2 separate regions of the Homo sapiens genome follow, and region 1 is linked to region 2. Evidence: chromatin loops called from intact Hi-C (ENCODE). Cell type or tissue: CD14-positive monocyte. All regions are shown on one strand. Each heading gives the region's core, and the rest is flanking DNA. Links, peaks and the distances in the headings are about the cores only.

Region 1 (2,921 bases), core at 255-2,754, 70 kb after region 2:
TATTGAAAATGTCTCTCTGCCTGTTCATCCTTCTGTTTCTCACACCTGGTATTTTATGCATTTGTCCTCTCCAATGTATATGCACAGAGAGGCACAGGCATGTGGACTGTTCAGGCAGAAACTTGTCTACATTACCATCTGGACTGCAAGAGAATATTATACATTTAAACCTGTCTTATAACCACTTTACTGATCTGCATAACCAGTTAACCCAATATACCAATCTGAGGACCCTGGACATTTCAAACAACAGGCTTGAAAGCCTGCCTGCTCACTTACCTCGGTCTCTGTGGAACATGTCTGCTGCTAACAACAACATTAAACTTCTTGACAAATCTGATACTGCTTATCAGTGGAATCTTAAATATCTGGATGTTTCTAAGAACATGCTGGAAAAGGTTGTCCTCATTAAAAATACACTAAGAAGTCTCGAGGTTCTCAACCTCAGTAGTAACAAACTTTGGACAGTTCCAACCAACATGCCCTCCAAACTACATATCGTGGACCTGTCTAATAATTCTTTGACACAAATTCTTCCAGGTACATTAATAAACCTGACAAATCTCACACATCTTTACCTGCACAACAATAAGTTCACATTCATTCCAGACCAATCTTTTGACCAACTCTTTCAGTTGCAAGAGATAACCCTTTACAATAACAGGTGGTCATGTGACCACAAACAAAACATTACTTACTTACTGAAGTGGATGATGGAAACAAAAGCCCATGTGATAGGGACTCCATGTTCTACCCAAATATCATCTTTAAAGGAACATAACATGTATCCCACACCTTCTGGATTTACCTCAAGCTTATTCACTGTAAGTGGGATGCAGACAGTGGACACCATTAACTCTCTGAGTGTGGTAACTCAACCCAAAGTGACCAAAATACCCAAACAATATCGAACAAAGGAAACAACGTTTGGTGCCACTCTAAGCAAAGACACCACCTTTACTAGCACTGATAAGGCTTTTGTGCCCTATCCAGAAGATACATCCACAGAGACTATCAATTCACATGAAGCAGCAGCTGCAACTCTAACTATTCATCTCCAAGATGGAATGGTCACAAACACAAGCCTCACTAGCTCAACAAAATCATCCCCAACACCCATGACCCTAAGTATCACTAGTGGCATGCCAAATAATTTCTCTGAAATGCCTCAACAAAGCACAACCCTTAACTTATGGAGGGAAGAGACAACCACAAATGTAAAGACTCCATTACCTTCTGTGGCAAATGCTTGGAAAGTAAATGCTTCATTTCTCTTATTGCTCAATGTTGTGGTCATGCTGGCTGTCTGAGGGTCTGCATTTTCTGAAACTAATGAAAGCACTCCTCCCTGATGTACAGTTGGGAAAATATGTCCATATCTAACCAGTGATTCGAGCTATATTTAAGTATTCAAGAAAGCCAGTCTTAACATTTCTAACTCTGATGTAAATGAAGTAACTTGTCTTAAATAAAAGAAATGCACAATGTCTTGGTACTTGCTGCTATTTTACTGTCTTAATTAAGTAAACTAATGAGTTTCTTTTATAAAAAAAATGAAATGTTTTAAGGCTTCAATTTATTGCACAAAATATAAAGCATCTAAACTTTAATATGTATTTTATGTATGTTTACACTGTCAAACATCTGGAAAATAAAAGGTCTATGCTCATAACTGTGTCATTTGGCTTTCCAGTCATACCAACTTTAGCAGAATCAAAATGACCTCACCATTTTTGTTCTAGGGTACCTTGGTAAAATCTTTAAGGTAAATAAAATGGCGGTAGTATCCAAGGATATTTTACTGAAGTAAAATCGTAGCTGCCATCCCATGAATGGTTATGCTACAACATTATTTTACAGACAAGCCATAATTGTTTTAAATCTAAATGATGTCCTGCTTCTGAGGAACTCTTGGCTACTTGACAGATTATATAATGGACAAAAGCTCTTCAAAAAGCTAGAAGACACTAGGCTTTGCATTTTAATAAGAAAAGTTTAACGGTTGTGTTTTTTGCATGTAAGAAAAGTGTTAAAAACATAATGAAAAAATTTAAAAACATGTAAAGAAGCAGTTTTAGTGCAGATTTAACACACCATTAATGGAGAATTTAAATATTTACAAAATTAAAATCCTACTACATGAAGGAGAAGAAAATTTATCTTTTACAAATCAGAAATCAGAATTACCTAAATTAAAAATAAGATTAGCTTAAGAATAAAATCATTGGGTCTGACGAACTTGGGCAGTACTGAGGAAGTGAGGAAGGAGAGAGGGAAAGGGAAAAGGGCATTTGGTACTACAACCAGGTGGTGAACCCAGTAAAACAGACTGAGGACTAAGGCTAGGCATGGGACAGAGATCTTGACACTCCAAATCAAACCACACTGGAACTCCAACTAGAAGAAAATCACTGAGAAATTCTCTACAAATATAAAAGTTAGCCAACTTATGAATTAGTGACAAACATAAGAAACAGCCACAAGGCAGCAAAAGAAGTCCTGAAACAGGATTGATTAAAATGCAAGACAGCATAACTGAGATGGGTGAGACACAAATGTGGTATTTAATTTGTGAGACGTAAGGCAGAATCTCATTTCAAGCATTTCTAGAGGTGGGAAAAGATAGAGAAAGGAATTTTTATGTTCCTTCGTAAAAACTTTTAAAAATTCAGATAGCCTCCTTTGCTGGTTTAGGAACATTTCTATTGAGAGAGAGAAAAGTAACAACACTCTAATGTGTTCTTTTTTTTGCTTTTTAAGGACCAGGATTATGGAAAAATTACCATTAAGCTTCAACAAAACAGTCATCTTTCATGCTGTCTAGTACAGTGGCTCTCGAACATTTTCTGCCTTAGCAAACCTGATTGGCTCACTGTGTCAGGGAATCTCACCATGAAGAAACAGGATTATTTGAAAAAGTC
Region 2 (2,921 bases), core at 171-2,670:
CCCAGGCCAGACTTGAACTCTTGGGCTCAAGCAATCCTCCCACCTCAGCCTCCCTAGTAGCTGGGACCACAAGCATGTGCCACTGTGCCCAGCTAAGAGGGAGATATTTCAAACCTAGTAAACAGAAGTATTACTGACTCAGAGCCAAGTCTAAGTTTAGAGCAATGGTTTAGATGAAATATCCCTCCGTACACAGAGCTATCAGCACTATTGGTTTAGGAATGTTATGATCACTACCTGATCTAGCCAGCTTCTCAGGAAGAAGGTCTACATTACAGAAGCAAAGTGAGAGAATGACTGGTAGGCTTGGACCAAGGCCAGAAATAAAAATGGAAGAAGGGAGTCTAAAGTAACGATGAACTAAGTATGTCTTTGTTCTAAAAAATTCACGCACCAATACTAACAGTAAAATGAGCTGATCAAACAAAAAAAAGTTAAAGCCTTTTTCCTAGTAAAAAAAAATTTTAGGCCAGGTGCGGTGGCTCATGCCTGTAATTCCCAGCACTTTGGGAGGTGGAGGTGGGAGGATCACAAGGTCAGGAGTTCGAGACCAGCATGGCCAATATGGTGAAACCCTGTCTCCACTAAAAATACAAAAATTAGCCAGGCATGGTAGTGGGTGCCTGTAGTGCCAGCTACTCAGCAGGGTGAAGCAGGAGAATTGCTTGAACCTGGGAGGCGGAGGTTGCAGTGAGCTGAGATCGTGCCACTGCACTCCAGCCTGGGTGACAGAGCAAGACTCCATCTCAAAAAAAAAAAAAAAAAAATTAAATAGATCACGAATTTACTTGTTTTGTTTAAAAACATTTTTGAGGTGAAAAATGTGTTATAAAACTTTTGCCATAATTATTACATGATCCTTCCACACAAATGTCCCTTTGAACTATCAGAATACTATATAGTACAAGGTACAACATGACAGGTATCACAATAGAGGTCAAAATAGTTATCTATGTACATTCTACTGCCCGTTCTGATCTGAAATATATTGAAGGCAGGTATCATGCCCTGGCAGCCCCTCTGCTCCCCTGGGGTCTAAGAGCCCCTTGCATATAGTAAACAATACATATATGTAGGATAAATATCTGGAATTTTGGTATTTTCTACAGTGCACTATAGTATTAATCTTGTATTTAAAATAAAAAAAATAGTGCACACTTAGAATTTGTTAAACAACATGGATCGGAAGGAAATAACTTTCAAGGCAAAAACCGTCAAGTCTCTGGTGATCAAGGATTCTAATACATACTTAACATACACCTACAAAACAGGTATTCAAATGTTTATTGAATTAACTTACAACAATTCTCCTCTGAAGAATATCAGAAGACCCTGATAAAGTATATATTAAATTTTAATGCTTTGGAAATGGATCCTATTAATTCATTTTCTTTCTTTCCTTCTTTTTTTTTTTTTTTTTTTGAGATAGGTTCTCAATCCCTGACTGGAGTGCAGTGGCATGATCACAGCTCACCACAGCCTTGACCTCTCCGGCTCAGGTGATTCTCCCACCCCAGCCTCCCAAGTAGCTGGGACTACAAATGCATGCCACTACGCCTGGCTAATTTTTCTATTTTTGTAGAGATGGGATTTCGTCATGTTGCCCAGGCTGGTCTCAAGCAATCCACCTGCCTCGGCCTCCCAAAAGTGTTAGGATTACAGGCGTGAGCCACCGCACTCAGCCTGGGTTTCATTTTCTAGTTCTAATTCTGGTTCTTCAATTCATGTCCAGCTCAGCTAGACTGGACCTAATAAGGATCATAATATCAAACCTGAAATATCCTTATATATCATAAAGTAAATGGATTCTCTTCAAGATGCTCTTATTGGTGTTTGGGAAAATCCTAAGAGCCAAAGTCTTACATCCATTTGCCTAAAGGGTCACAGTCAATGCAATTCTATATGCACTGAATCCCAGGTACAGTCACTGGCTCCACTGATGCCAAATTCAATTTCTACTAGGGAGGGATTCAGAAGACAACCATTTAGGTACTTTTATATGTAGACTTGTAAAACAGTCCCCCTTAGGATGGAGAATTAGGCTATGCTAATTTGTCAAGAAGAATGCATTTTCAGAGACAATTGCTTTATGTAAGTGACTACCACTTCTCCTCAAAGCTGGTAACTAACGAAATACTGCCCAAATGTTTAATTTAAGTAAGACCTAATGCTGGGGCAGGAGGGGGAGGAGGAGAGGTTCATGAATCTCTTATTTTGTTGATTTGCTAGTAGAAAATGTTGGACAAAAGAAAATACAGCTCAGTAGCTGATCCTGCTAAACATCAAAGATCTAGAATGAAGAGTTTTGCATTGACATGAAACATTTATAGCAAAGGATTGAATGCGTGCAGATCAGCAACATTTGCTTTTTGAAATAGGGCAATGGAACCTTTATCTGTTTAAATCTCAGTTGACTAAGTATAGGTTGATGTTGGGTAATTTGATGGTAAATCAAACTTATGCTCCATATCGGGGAATGACAGAGAACTTCTTTCAATACTACTGCTTGAGACTTGGCTGCTGGGAATGGAGATAAGGAAATGTTTTGGTTTCTATACAGCTAAACAGCAAAGTTGAAACGCCAGACTGAGTTAGGAATCTGGACAACTTTCTTTTGGTTTTTTGATATAAGCAAACTCAACGCCATAAAGAAATGAGATGGCTGAGCGCCGTGGCTCAAGCCTGTAATCCCAGCACTTTGGGAGGCTGAGATGGGTGGATCACCTAAGGTCAGGAGTTCGAGACCAGCCTGGTCAACATGGGGAAACCGGGTTTCTACTAAAAATACAATAATTAGCCAGGCGTGGTGGTGTGCACTTGTAATTCCAGCTACTAGGGAGGCTGAGGCAGGGGAATAGCTTGAACCAAGGAGGCAGAGGTTGCAGTGAGCCAAGACTGCGCCACTGCACTCCAGCCTGGGC

Evidence for each region. Peaks named below come from ENCODE experiments on the same cell type or tissue, not always from the same donor. Only the 100,000 strongest peaks of a DNase experiment are listed, where the experiment ranks them.
Region 1: a loop joins it to region 2, with 2.1 times the contacts of the local background. A loop is called at or near these places in 5 of 110 quality-filtered maps.

The regions. Positions count from the first base shown.
Region 1 is chr17:31,293,398-31,296,318 of GRCh38, reverse strand. The region is part of intron 36 of NF1 (neurofibromin 1); the gene reads right to left. OMG (oligodendrocyte myelin glycoprotein) reads left to right here. Exons shown (of 2, transcript NM_002544.5): 2 at 1-1,672. The coding sequence ends at 1,310. Among named protein-coding and RNA genes, the nearest start is that of OMG, 2.4 kb to the left of the region's middle. In CD14-positive monocyte, for the core only: no CTCF peak of the experiment used is centred there; no DNase peak of the experiment used is centred there.
Region 2 is chr17:31,363,780-31,366,700 of GRCh38, reverse strand. All of the region lies in intron 57 of NF1 (neurofibromin 1), which reads right to left. Among named protein-coding and RNA genes, the nearest start is that of RAB11FIP4, 26 kb to the left of the region's middle. In CD14-positive monocyte, for the core only: no CTCF peak of the experiment used is centred there; no DNase peak of the experiment used is centred there.